Linked DNA regions of Homo sapiens: region 1 is linked to region 2. The links are chromatin contacts, found by Hi-C or POLR2A ChIA-PET in ENCODE. All regions are on one chromosome and are shown on one strand. Each heading gives the region's core, a stretch centred on a gene start or an enhancer-like site at or near the end of the contact. The rest is flanking DNA. Distances are from core to core; before and after follow the strand shown.

Region 1 (7,434 bases), core at 4,214-6,713, 36 kb before region 2:
TTCTTTCAAAAGCTAAAGTCGTCTGGGGCAACTGTTTTCATCGCTAACCCCCGCTAATTTCTCCAGCTATGGTAGTATTGCTCTCCCTCTGTGGGATCTAAAACATGCCCTGTCCTTTTCAGGTTTTAAACCCCAGACCCAGCCGCAAACAGTCTTTTCATGTCAGATGAGTTGCTTCGCAACTCTGAGTCACAGGCCTCTTGTCTCTCAGATGAGGGTTATGCCACAGGACACAGGTTCCTCACTGGGAATGGTGTGAGGACTATATCCAGGGATATTTCACGGCAGGGCCTCTGGATCAACTGCTTTACATTGGAGGCTGTTCATTCTCACTGGTTTATGCAGTAAGAGCCATGCCTTGCTGTGTGCCTCATTCCTTTCTCCAGCTGCAGAGGGTCTTGCTAAAACACAGATTTCATCACTCATCTTCCAACAACCCCTGACCATCCTCTGGACGAAGTTTAACCTCCTACGCCTGACATAGAAGATCCTTCATGATCTAGCCCTTTGTTTGTATCTGTGGCTTCATTTCTTGCCACTCTCCTTCCTTATAATCATTATCTCCCCAAACTTGCTGTTTTTTTCTTTTTACCTTTAAAGCCTTTAGATGTACTATTCCCTCTCCTTGGAATATCAAGAGTCTCCTTTTATAGTTTGGATATCACTTTCTTGATGATACGCTTAGCCCAGTAGTAGGCCGGGTGCCTAACTTCTGTATTCCATCCTTATTCCCAGCATTGGGCAACTCTCTAGCAATCACCATTTGGCCTGCCCGCACCCTCCACTACATTACTGTCTCTTAGAGTACACCACAGTCCCTGGCAAATGGCGGGCACTCAGTATAAATCGGCTGAATCACATCAGATCTTTTCTTCAGGTGTAACCTTCTTTTCCCTTCATCTCCCTCCTCTTTCTCAGCCTTTCCCCTTTGCTATAGCCTTACTCCTGAGCAGTAAATTTAATCTTCTTCCAACATCACCTGCATCAGCTAAGCCTCTGGAGGAGTCCGATATTAACATGGGGCTTACAGTTAGGAGGTCCTACCTTCTCTGGGTGCAGGAGAGGAGCAGTTCTCCCCACTCTCCACCCTACACACATCGGAGAACAGGAACTCGCTTGCCAAACTCTCGCCGGTTTCTGGGAGAGAGAAGGAAATTTTATGATGAACAATCTGGCAGCATATGGTTAAAATGTTTGAAGTCCCCAATTCACGGCTGATTAAACAATTCTTTACATAAATAACACCCTAGAATCTTGCATATAAATTCAAAGCAGAAATGCAATTTACACTTTCATTTGGTGATCTGGATGGGAAAAAAGCCAAAAATGTCAATTCCTGTAGGCTTACTAGAAATATCGCACTTAAATAGCACCTCTCCAACTTTAAAGACAAACAGCTGAAACTCTTAGACAGATACTACTGAACGTACAGACTCTGGCAAGATTTATACCAAGTCTGCACGAGAAGCATTAGCAGGCATTAATAGAAATCCAAGGTCCAGGCCAGTTTAGTCCACAACTCTAAGATGGCTGGCAGTAAATGTCACTTAGTGTCAACTTGGGAGGCTGGAGATACATGCCAAGAACACAGCATTTGGGAGGGAGAGCACAAAGGCTGGCTGGCTCAGTCAGCCACAACGATTCTAGTCTGTTTCTTAGACTCGGGATGAAAAACCAGTAGTATTTCACTAAGTCGGGCCAACTATTGTAACTGAGAGAAGAGGGCACTTGGGTACCATTCAAGTATTATGGTCATTTTTTTTCACTCTCAGAATTGGAAATCTCTTCTGTTCTTGCTATGTGTAAAAATAACATGAGCTCACTGTAAAACCTGCATATAGTAAAAAAGCCCCAGAGAGAGCTACTGCTAGCAGTCTGGAGGTACAGTCATCCATGTTTTAATATATGTATATGGGCTTTTTAATTTTTAAGAAAACATAAGACCAGGCATAGTGGCCCACACCTGTAATCCCAGCACTTTGGGAAGCTAAAGCTGGGGGATCGCCTGAGCCCAGGAGTTCGAGACCAGCCTGGGCAACATGGCAAGAACCTATCTCTACAAAAAATACAATTAGCCACATGCAGTGGCAGGCGCCTGCAGTTTCAGCTACTGGGGAGGCTGAGGTGGGAGGATTGCTTGAGCTCGGGAGGTTGGAGGTTGCAGTGAGGTGAAATCATACCACTGCACATCAGCCTGGGAGACAGAGTGAGATCCTGTCTCGAAAAAAAAAAAAAAAAAGACATACATGTGATCCTACTATAGTTATCCTTCTGCCATTTCCAACTACATCTTGTGGGTATTTTTCCATGGAGGTTTCTAAAGATGTACCTATGTGCAAGGCACCCCACCTCATGGATGTACCATGATCTGATGAAACACCCCCGAACATTTACACTGCTTCCAACTGTACACTGCAGCGAACGTTCTCCCATATATGTCTGTTTCTACGTGCACAGTCGGCAGCCTTTTTTTCTTTAAGTATTGATCCTAGAAGTAGATTTACTCAGTTAAAGGGATGCATACTCCAACGCTCTCAATATGTATGGTCACTGCTTTACAAAAAAGTTGCACTAGTTTAAAAGATGATGTTAGTGAATAAATAAATGTCAGATCTGGTCACCCACTCTTAGCATTTGATATGCCACATTGCCACATTCATTGTGAGAATGAAGACCTGTATTTGAAATTCACACTCTGCGTGTTAGGGAGATACAATGGGGAGATATCTGCATTACTAAAGTCGTTATTTTCTTTAGTTCAGTTATAATCAGGAAATAATCTTTTAGCATTAAAAAGATCAGAAGATCCCAAACCCACCTGGAACAGCTGTTTCATTGGGCAGCCTATCTACTTCCAAGATAAAGTCATCCTTGAAGAAAAGATAGCCCACTATTGAGAACAGGTAAACGAGGATCAGAGCCAGAACTGCTGTCAGGATGATGGACCGTCCATTGCGAGTGACACTTTTAATGACATTAAGCAAAGTCTCTTCTCTGTACACTAAATCAAAAAGCTTTGAAAACAAACAAAAAGAATTTTAAGAAGCCTTGATGTTAGATGTACATCACTATCCCATAATGCAAACTTGGTTTATAGAGAGTTTGCCCTCTTAGACACTCAAAAGCACTACATATGATCTTAACACTGAACATCTTCCCTGGCTTCACAGTGAAACGGAGATGGTAAAAATGAGGAAAAATAAACACAGAAGAGGAAGCAGGAAACAATAGCAACTTCAAGTAGTATCCAGAGCCATTTAGAGGGACTGGAAATAGAGAAAATACATGCTTGTGCCAATGAGTTTCAGAGACAAAGGGAGAGGAAAGTGATGAGGGTCTTGGCATCCATTCATTTAGAAGGTACTGAATTGAGTTTATGAAGAGCCAGCCACCCTGGTCCCTGCCCTCCTGCAGCCCAGTGTCTGGTGGGAAGGCAGACGTACTACAAGCCAGCGTCAGTGGCAAGAACTCTGGACTTAGATGTAAATTCAAATCTCAGCTCAGCTACTGTCCACCGTATGATCTCGGGCTAGGCACTTTCCTCATCCCCTCTGAGTCTCCATTTCCTCATTTGCAGACTGGAGGATGTAGAGTTGTTATGAAGAATAAGTAAACCACGTACGCACAGTGCTTAGCACACTGGCATCCATATGCTCAGTAAGTACAGTAAATAGTAATTATCATCAATTTCCTGATCAAGAGACTGGGGCAGGGTCACATAGCTGGTGTATCGCAGGGACATTAGTGACGTTAACATTGCGAGGGTAAGACCCCTGCAGGTCACAGTGCCTTCACAATCCAGGCTTGCCCTCTGCTAAGGAACCTGCTCTTTGCAAGAAGTTGGCTTCCTGAGGAATGGAGGATCCTTGTAGGTACATATAGGTATGGGAGGATGATGGCTAGTTTTCCAAGAGCTACAGTCACAGATACTTGACTGGGAGAATGGTGGGGAGTGTGGGGAGAGAGCTCTCTGAAGTTACTCTTAGACCTGAGGCTAGTTTTTAGCATGGCCTCTGGCTGCTGTCTAATCCTGTACAGAAGGTTTGGTCTCCACTGTGGCTTTGGGGTGTGACTGCACCATGAAGTGAGTCAGGGGACAGGGTTGAATCCTGACTGCTTTTAATTTGTTGCAAGATGTCGGCCAAGCCATCTAAGCTCTCTGGATCTGTTTCCTCATCTGTAAAATAAGTGGACTGAGACAGCTGATCTCTGAGTCCCTTCCAATTTAGAATTTTTCATCTGAGGTCATTTTCCGGTCGATTGGCTTTTCTGCCTCCTTGACACCAATCTGTGTTCTGAGACTAGTTCTGTGAAGGGCATTGGGTAGAGTAGGATACTTAAAGGGAAGCAAGGAAGAGGGATTTTAGTCAATACAATATGACAGAAGGCAAAGTGTTGCTGTTAATGTTGGTTAAATGTTTTCCAGCAGCTCAATATAAAGTGGCAAGTAAGCGCAACTTCAGACAACAAACAAATGGCACTTGTTTTCTGTGGTTAAGGACCGCAGAGATTACACAGGCTCCAAATCATAGAAATGACAAGCGATTTTTTCCTTTTCACTCATCTATAGTTTCTGATTTTAAAACAATCAATAAGTATTATTTATATAAAAGAAAAGCTTTCTTCTAATTGGAAAATTATACATGTTCAATGGAGAAAACTTGGAAAACAAAAAAAAGCACAAAGGAAAAAAAGTCACTAATAATTCACCATCTAGAGACATTCGCTCAATAGCTTAATTCCTTCTGGCCTTAAAAAATGCAATTTATAGATATATATTGTTTACAAAAATATTAGACCATAATACTGGCACATAACCAGCCTTTCACCAAGCCATCAGGAACATTTTCCTGTCAAAAATGATCACCTGGTATTTCACTATATGGGAAAAACATGATTAACATAACCAATATGTTTTTTAAAAACAGTCAAGATGTTTCCAATTATATGTCATAACAAATAATGCTGTGAGGAACACTTCTATACATGCCTCCATACGTGCTCGTCTAGTTATTCCTTTTCGGCGAATTTTTGGAAATGGAGTATTTGAGTCAAATGGTATAAGAGAAACATTTTGCCTGCTGCTTTCAGAAAGGCAGGATCAGTTTACATTCACCACTAGTAAAGAATCATGCCCATTTTACCCCACTCTCACTAGTACTGGGCACCATCAGGCTTTTTAACCTTTACTAATGTCACAGGTAAAACACAGGATTGCGCTGTTTTAATTAGCATGTCTTTGTTTAGCACCAAGGATGAACATTTTTCCATGTTTACTGACCATCTGGATTTCTGCTTTTGTTAACTGCCTGCTTATGAACTTTGCACATTTTCATCTCCAGGTGTTAATATTTTTCTAAGGACACAGCTTTAATGCAGGCTCACGACCAGGTCCGGCCAGTCTTTGTGGGGGAGGGGGGGCAGCAGTTTAATTAGGCCACCAGATCACCCTCCCTACCTTCCGGCCTGCTGGCATGGAGGGAGCTCTCCCAACTCTGGAACACATGGGTGTTCCCTGCTCAGGTCTCTCTCCTTTTACAGGCAGCCCGATTTCTTTTGGTTGCAGGCTTTCCTTATTAGTAGAATAATTTGAAGTGTCAGTGTTTTCTGGTTCTTACCAGACACATTGAGTACTGCTTTGATACCAAAAGGAGCACATCACTTGAAGACACAAACAAGTCAAGGTCCACACAGCTTAGAAAATCCCCCCGCAAAGCACAGGAGAGGCAGCCAACCATAATCTGGTTTGATCCTATTGCGTTTCCTAAAAGTGAACTGAGGTAGCATGATCAGAAGCTGAGAGTTACTCTTATCTTTCTGTGATAGGTTGGAGACTTGAAAGCACAGATGCAAACTGGAACGTGAAATGCCAGTTTCACTGATGCAAGGACTTTTTCACATGCTTGAATAAAAGGCAGTGTCAACTTGGGAATCAACAGAGTTGTGAGGCTCTCCTGCCTCCACCAGTTACTGACAGTGTGACTCTGAGCAAGTTACCTAACCTCACCAAGCCTCAGTTTCCTCAGGTGTAATTGGAAGATACCATCTACCTCAAAGGTGGTAGTGAGAGTGTGTAGAGAAGAGTGCAGGGTGACCACTCACAAAACGGCTGTCCCTGTAATGTGCTCCTGACTGTGAGGCCTATGAGGGTAGGGACTGTGTTCCTCTCACCATTATGTGCCCTGCGTCAGGCACTGGCACTGGCCTGCATTGCAAGTGATGAAGAGAAGAGGACTCAAATGAACAGAAAAGAAGCCAAGCCAACTGGAGGCAGATTGGAGGAAAGGTCGAAGTGTCTACTGGGGCAAGGTGGCGTTGACCAAAGGGGCATCTCCTGTCTCTTGGGAGAGAGCCCTTGGCAGGGATGAGAGAGACCACCAACTGAACTCTGCCGCCCTCCCAAGGGAGGACAGGAATTTGTTGTCCAGGGACATGATGGCATGAGACAAAAAGTTCCAGAAACAGACGTAAGTCTCTAAAGGTTTCTGATACAAAGTGACCAAAATAGGCGACATAATGGGAATCACAAGGATATCCTGAGACCTCTTTGCCTAAAACCTCAAAATATAGCCAGACCTATTTTAAGATGAGGGAAAAGAATCCATTCCCTTTAGCCTGCCAAAATCCACCCCTAATGGTATGAGCTAATCCTAGTGATCTGAACGGTGAATTCCTTATGGTGTTTTGGACGGGGGAAGGAATATAGAATGACAAAGACAATAAAATAGCTGGCAATCATTCGGCAGTGCTATTCTAAGACCCTGACCTGAACAGCTGCATGTAATCCCTGTGACGGCCCTGTGAGGGAGATACACTGTTCTCATTTTGTAGATGAGGAAACTGTGGCACAAGGCAGTCAAGTACGTTAAGCGAAGGGAGCATCTCACACAGTTGCATTTTGTACTTTCAAATCTCTAACCTATTGCAGAAAGATAAGAGTAACTCCCAGCTTCTGATGCTGAACTGCTCCTCAGTTCACTTTAAGAAAACGCAATAGGATCAAACTAGATCGTGGCTGGATGCCTCTCATACGCGCTTCGGGGGGGTTTTCTAAGCATCTCCCTGAAGAGCTTCCCTTGCTCTGCCTTTTGTAAGCCCCCCTCTCTTTGTAAGCCCCCCTCTCTTTGTAAGTCCCCCCTCTCTTTGTAAGCCCCCCTCTCTTTGTAAGCCCCCCTCTCTTTGTAAGCCCCCCTCTCTTTGTAAGTCCCCCTCTTTGTAAGCCAACCCTTAGGCCTTGATCATTTTTGTCCTCACAAATATTTTAATATTCCTAGGCTGTTTATGGTGTTGCTTGCAGATAGGTCAGTTTTATGCTTCCTGTCATTTTATGTAGGCACAAGAAAATGGTTTCTTATCTACAACGCCACAGGTCTAGATTCCCTCCAACTACAGGAAAGTAAGTAGTTCCTTGATTTGTCATTTAAAAACCTGCTC
Region 2 (6,521 bases), core at 1,231-3,730:
AATGGGGGTGTGATCAGCTGGCTTACTCCCAGTGCCATGTGGCAGGAGCCTGGATTACTTGTTTGGCCATTTCCACGATTAAAGGAAGGAGTGACAGTGAGTAAATGTGTGTGTGCTTGTGTGCATGTGCCTGAGCAGGTGTTCTCCAGGTGAGTTCTAAATGTAAACAAGAGGCACAGATAGGAGCAAGACACTTCCTCAACAAAATTTAAAAAGCCACATTCACCCAACTTGAGAAATAGAGTATTTTAATGAGGAGATTTTTGTCAGAGGCTCCAGTCATCTGTTCTTAAAAAGAAGCAAAAATTAATTATGTATGTTCTTTTCCTCAGTTACCAAAGCGACATGCTTACTGTAAAAAAAATGGGCAATAGGAAAAGATTAAATGGACATGATCTTTGACCCAGTAATTTCCACTTCTATGAAGTATTCACTTCTACTCACAAAGTATGTATTGGATGTCCACTATAGTACTGCTTGTGACAGTGAAGAACTGGAAACAACCTAATTGCGCACCAATTGAGGAGTAAATAAATTACAGTATATCTACATCATTTAATATTATAAATTAGAAACACCGAGTAGATCCCTATGTGCCAATATGGAAAGATCTCTATGACACACTGTCAAGTTTTTTCAAAAAGGCATATAGATTAATATGTAACAAATGTTCCCGTTCCAATATATAGAAAAAGGACTTGAGGATACAGTGTAAATCAACAACCAATTCTCTATGGATGAAAGAGAGGCAACTCTTGTAACTAAATACTTATTTTCATTTGGTCTTTATAAAAAGAACATATCCACACATTCCTTGTATAATTAAAACATTTGTAAATGCACAGGTTAAGAGCTGGTAACCAAGTTCAGTGCTTGACTCATCACCAAACTAACCACCTCCTTTCTCCCCACTACAACTTAACCCAAATCCCTTTTGCTCCATAACAAGTTCAGGTCCAGGTGGGAGGTGGAGGGAGAACAGATGATTTGGGACTGTGTGGGCTCGATTGTTTCTCTAAGGGAAACCAGAGGAGGATTTCACAGCCATTTCTGCCTTGCTCCAGCTCCTCAGGGAAGATACTACCTGTTTGAGGGGTTGGCTCAGCCCTGCTCTGTGCAGGGGCGCTGGAGGAGTGTTTGGGACAACTCTGGAGAGGTCCTGGCTGTCCATGGCTGAAATTCACAGCAAGGCTCTCCTGGCCCATCTGTCTGTCAAACTTCTGTTACTGCTCCCAGTGAATTTAAAAAGGCATATAGATTAATATGTAACAAATGTTCCCATTCGAATATATAGAAAAAGGACTTGAAGATACAGTCTAAACCAACAACCAAGTCTCTATGGATGAAAGAGAGGCAACTCTTATAACATCTGAGAGGCAACTCTTATAACACCTGTCTCTCAAACTTCTGTTACCACTCCCAATGAATTCATTTCATTTAATTGAGATTATTTCAACCAGTGTTTACAACACACTTCAAGCACTCCTCATTCTCTGCCTGGCCTCCAGGCTCCCACCAGGCAATGCCCTCTGCCTGTTGCTCTCGAGGCCTCCACCCTGAATGACTCCTCTTCCTTCAGGATGTGGTCTAAAGTCACTTCTAGGAAGCTCCTCCGACCCCTGAGCCCTACTCCAGTGAGATGGGAGCATCGCAAGTCGCCTCTTCCAGCCTTCCTCACTCCTGTGATGTGCGTACAGAGGGACCGATCAACTCACCAAGGACCACGTTGACAGCGCTGGGTGCCCAGCAGCTGGCACAGGGACTGGCACCTACCAGCTGCATTGTAAACACTGGATGAAATAATCTGAACTAAATGAAATGAATGGAGGGAAGAGGACTGGGAAGTCCTCAAGGCTAGCTGGGCCCACGTGTTTCAAACTCCCCATGAAGACAATGGCTGCCCATTCCTGAAAGCCTCTCCCATCTCTCATGGCTTTCAGAGTGTCTGGACAGAATCTGTCCCAGACTCAGATCCATTTCCTCTGGCCCTCTCCATAAACAGAGGCACACCACTCACTACGAGGCACAGGGAACTCCTTCTTAGAGAAGAGAACTCCCCTTCAGCATGTACCACCCTGCCTTGTCCAAGCTAGAGAAATCCTGCCCTTTTTGCAGTCTTCCTTGAAGAGCCTGGGACCAAGTTGAGATGGGTGGGTTAAGGAAATGGAAGACTTCAAGTCTGTGCTTAGACAGACTTTGGTGGAAAGAGATCAGGACCTGCATTCATTACCCCAGGGGAAAAGCAAAGCCAGCTTCTCAGGGGAGGGTCCCCAAACACATGCCAACTGGCTGAAGAGAGGTTTTTCCCATCACATTTCTGACCACTGTAAACAAGGCTTGCTTAAGGCAGCAACTGCCTGTTTGGCAAAGTGAGACTTGGTGACTTTATCTCTTCTGAACATTTACCAACAGGAAAGTTAAGGTTATAAATATGACAAGCAACTCCGGGCACGAGCCCAAAGGGTGCTGCTGCAAAAGGCCAGATTCCTTCTCCCTCTGTGCTGACTCTGAGCTGCTTTACACCAGGAAGCTGAACACTCTCTCCTTATGAGAATGCCTTCTCCTTCCCTCCGATCCAAGAGGAATCCCTGACCCAGTGACCCACCCCCTGTTCTGGGATATTGCCACAGAATGGCACTCAGAGTGGCTGAGTCCTGCTTAAAACTATTCTTTGGAGAAGTGGATTTCTACACACCATAATTTTATTGGAGGCAAGTCACCACCTGAGAGAATCTGATTTTGCAGGAGTTTTTAAGGATGATTCCAACCTCCATCCTTGTGAACCACTGGTCCAGATCACGGGCTTCTAACTGGGCCCTGCAGAACCCTGGGGGCTCCCTACAATTCCTCCCTACCATCCCAGGGGTCTCGTAGGTGAGGGAGCACTCTAGTTTCCACTCCGAACAGAGCAGCTTTGCTCTCCTCTGCTGTACTTAGTATATTTCAACAAAGGATCCCGTGCGCTCCCCCAAGCCAAAAAGTTTTAAAGCACTGAACTGGATAATCTTTATGATACCTTCAAACATTATGTTGCTAGGTCTTTTTTTTTTAAGTTAAAATATGTTAAAATATACTATACACCCCAACACCCCACAGCACTGTTTCCAACAGAGCAATGCACTGAGGAACGAGTTTTGGAAGGACTTCATTAAAAGGTGCTTCTGTCCATGGGGTTCCCAGGGCATTGATTCAACGGAGAATTCTGCAGAAAGCTAAGGTATAAAACTAAAAATCTGAAGACTTCCAAACAAGAAATGATGAACCTGTGCAATTAAAGCCTTACTCCGCTTTCACAGTGGAAGGAAGTGGGTGTGTGGGCGAGGGAGGGAAGGTCAGGGAGAGAGGGAAGGCGGAGCAGGCCCATACCACCAGAGCTAAGCTCGGGAACAAGCACATTGGCACTGCACCTCTGACACTCATGGAGGGATTCTACTCCAGGCAGTCTTGAGTTTCATAAGCTCAGAACTCAGCAGATGCCACCTCCTCTGAGAGGCCTTCCTGGACCTGCAATGGGTTGGTTCCTCTCTTCTAAGGAGTGGCTGCTTCCATTCAGTTCAAGTGGCTGCTACCCTAGACTCAGCTCTGTGAAGGAAGGGGTGAGGTCCTGTCACCATGGGTGCTGGGCACAGAGCAGGGATTCACTGATATTGATTAAATGACACACACATGCCTGGGCATCATCTCAACCTACTTCCCCTGTGGACTCCAAGGCTGGCAGAGACCAGTGACACCTGCATAGGGGAATAGTACAGGGGCACTGATCACCATGCTCTGCTCAGAAACAGTCCCCAGCATCAGGATTCCCCCACTCCCAGCCACAGAGATGCCAAGCTCAGCCGCTCAGCATCTAGTCCTCTGTGGGTCACTCACTCCCCCTTTGCCTGAATCCCGTGACTAGTGGTAGGGTTATGGAAGGTGGAGGGTGGACAATGTCAGGGAAACAGTGGCCTTCAGATAGAGGTTATCAGCCAGTGAGATGGTAACCAGGCCCTGAGCATTTGAGGCATAAGTGCTTTGCTCCACCCAACTGGACTACACAGTCCTGGCAAGAAAATCTAGGGCTGAGGTGTTCTAACGCCCCAAAGAGGAAAGTCTGAGCAACTGACAAGAAAACTAAGGAAACCGATGGCTGAGATCCCACACTCAGATGGCGACAGGGATCAAGCAGGGAGCACCACAGGCTGAAATGGGCCAGGCACCAAAGAAAAGAAAGAACCCACCTCATCTGGAGGGGCCCCCACTAGCATGCAAGCCACATGGTACTGTGGGTCCAGCCTGGCCGACAGTGGGGTTTGTGTGAAATTCCTTCACTTTCCAACATGAGTCAGATCTGGCCAGGTGAGGACCTCAGATCTCAGATGCTTTTTCAAAGTTGAGGTTCTTCAATCTGATTGAAAATTCAAACAACTATAGAAGGTATTAACGTTGCAGGCTTCTCTCAGTTCCATTTCACTGTTTGCCTTACTAATTAACAATATAATTTCTTAGCTAATCCAGGCATAGACTCTGTGGCAAGTTTTAAGTGAGAGCAATTCACTGCGGCAGTACCAACTGTCTAGCCACAATCGAGGTGTGACAGGCATCAAGTCACCTGGGGGATAAGGTCAGCCAGGTAAATATTTAAAGGCTGTGCCTTCCCTGGCCAGATCTGGACTAGCATTATTTCCTTTCCATACCCTCATAACCCAAGTACACAGAACTACCACGGCTGACTGGAGTGTCTTAGGAGGAAACATTCCACCACAAAGGAGATAGAGGTTCAGATGCCCTTTCCTTGTTCATCCTCACACCATTCAGGCAAAAAGGGGGTGGTTTCCCTAGGTCCAGGAGTTGGCAACAAACCCAGGCAAAAGCCAGGGACCCAGTGCTCCAGCACACTTCTCCTGGGCAGTGAGGGCCCTCCGCAGATCCAGACCCATTCGGAAGAAAGAAGCGGATCTCTACGATCCATCCTCGGCCCTTCCTAAACAGCTCCTGCTGCTGGGAAACTTTGCAAGGGACATCATGTGCCCTCTGTCTCTCAGCATTTGGTTAACAACATGAGCTCTAGTGTAAGACTACCTGGGTTCAAGTCCTACTTCTGCACTCCCTGTGTCCTCTGCACCTCAGTTTCCTCATCTATATAATATAATCATATAAGCAACACTTAGGATCCAGGATATCATAAGTGCCTAACAAACCTTGCCCATTGTTATCAGACAAAAACAACAAAATGAACAAAGGATTTCTGGAATAATCAGTTCAGCAAATATTTTTGAGCACCTCTTTCTGTAAATCACTGAAAGGCAGCCATTTCCTTCATTCAACCAACAAATATTTATTCAGAACTTTCTATGTATCCAATTTTAGAAATCTAATATATTTAATTATCTAGCCATCCATCCATCCCATTTTTACCTGAGTGCCTAGATGTCTAACAGTGACAGGCTACAAGACACACACATCAATAGGCACATACAGACACTTAACAAATATATATGGGGCAGGCACCTATGTTGGTGCACAAGATGTGGTCTCTGGAGACAGCAGGGAAGACAGACAAGGGCATTACTTGCCCAGGCTTTTGCATCACAGAACTTTGCTGATCTGGCCAGGCTCGGTGGCTCGGTGGCTCATGCCTGTAATCCTAGAACTTTGGGAGGCCAAGGTGGGGGGATCACTTGAGGTCAGGAGTTCGAGACCAGCCTGGCCAACATGATGAAAACCCATCTCTACTAAAAATACAAAAATTAGCCAGGCACTCCTCTAATTCTAGCTACTTGGGAAGCTGAGGAAGGAGAATCGCTTGAACCCAAGAGCTGGAGGTTGGAGTAAGCCAAGATCACGCCACTGTACTCCAGCCTGGGTGACAGAGCGAGACTCCATCTCAAAAAAAAAGAAAAAAGAAAAAAGAAAAAGGAAAAAAAAGAACCTTGCTGGATCCTTGGCTCAAGCAATCTGGCCCAAGTGAGAGGTGCTGAACCATCAGAGGAAGGCAGGCCTTGGCAGCCTTTCCCGAGCTCCCTCCACGCCCCCACCCCCAGGCCCTCACCTGCAGGTCTCGGTTGTGGTTTTCACACAGGAGCTGAAGGAAGCGGAGGATGGGCTGCATGATGGTGATGACCGCGCTCATCTCCAGGTCGTCCTTGGCCTTGTCGGCAGTGGCCTGGGTGCCCTCTCCAGGCTGGTAGTGGTCGTCGGGATCAGCCTCCCTCCTGAAAGTGGTGAAGGCTTTCCTGGTGGCAGCGGAGGCCTCCAGGAGCTGATCCCGGACCTCTTCTGTTATCTGTGTTGTGGGCTCTTTAGCTAGAAAGCAAGCATAAGGCATGAAAGGCTGCAGAGTCCTCATGGGCCCTATTCACCACTCCAAAGGTGACACTCAGAAACCTACATTCCTTTATCTCCTAGAGACGTTCAAAGTTGGCAAAACACTCAAAGAAGTCACAATCTGCTCTCAGTCCTCAGACAGGATTAAAACCGAGCCAGGCCCTGCCACCTTACTTGTGGATCTACCATTTCACCTACGTGTACAGTGTGTTTCA

The links. A loop is a pair of places that touch in the nucleus more often than their neighbours do. ChIA-PET counts read pairs that join two places held with the same protein, here RNA polymerase II (POLR2A). Pooled maps may share reads with other maps.
Region 1: a loop to region 2 is called in a map of gastrocnemius medialis, with 2.7 times the contacts of the local background. The contact joins two enhancer-like sites. A Hi-C loop is called at or near these places in 4 of 168 maps with a recorded cell type or tissue (CD8-positive, alpha-beta T cell, aorta, gastrocnemius medialis and 1 more), 1 of 37 single-sample maps with no recorded cell type and 11 of 50 pooled maps. POLR2A ChIA-PET finds 5 or more read pairs at or near these places in 5 of 52 experiments (K562, activated CD4-positive, alpha-beta memory T cell, activated CD8-positive, alpha-beta memory T cell and 1 more).

Annotation. Positions count from the first base shown.
Region 1 is chr3:4,806,845-4,814,278 of GRCh38, reverse strand. It overlaps ITPR1 (inositol 1,4,5-trisphosphate receptor type 1), which reads right to left. Exons shown (of 62, transcript NM_001378452.1): 56 at 2,819-3,014; 57 at 1,045-1,137. Among named protein-coding and RNA genes, the nearest start is that of EGOT, 59 kb to the right of the region's middle. RefSeq lists an enhancer at 1-204. Within about 2 kb of position 5,463, at least 2 of the 41 ENCODE cell types and tissues checked have a DNase peak (open chromatin) inside an H3K27ac peak, as active enhancers do; they include gastrocnemius medialis, where a contact is called at or near this core.
Region 2 is chr3:4,768,275-4,774,795 of GRCh38, reverse strand. It overlaps ITPR1 (inositol 1,4,5-trisphosphate receptor type 1), which reads right to left. Exons shown (of 62, transcript NM_001378452.1): 46 at 6,032-6,285. Among named protein-coding and RNA genes, the nearest start is that of EGOT, 20 kb to the right of the region's middle. Within about 2 kb of position 2,480, at least 22 of the 41 ENCODE cell types and tissues checked have a DNase peak (open chromatin) inside an H3K27ac peak, as active enhancers do; they include gastrocnemius medialis, where a contact is called at or near this core.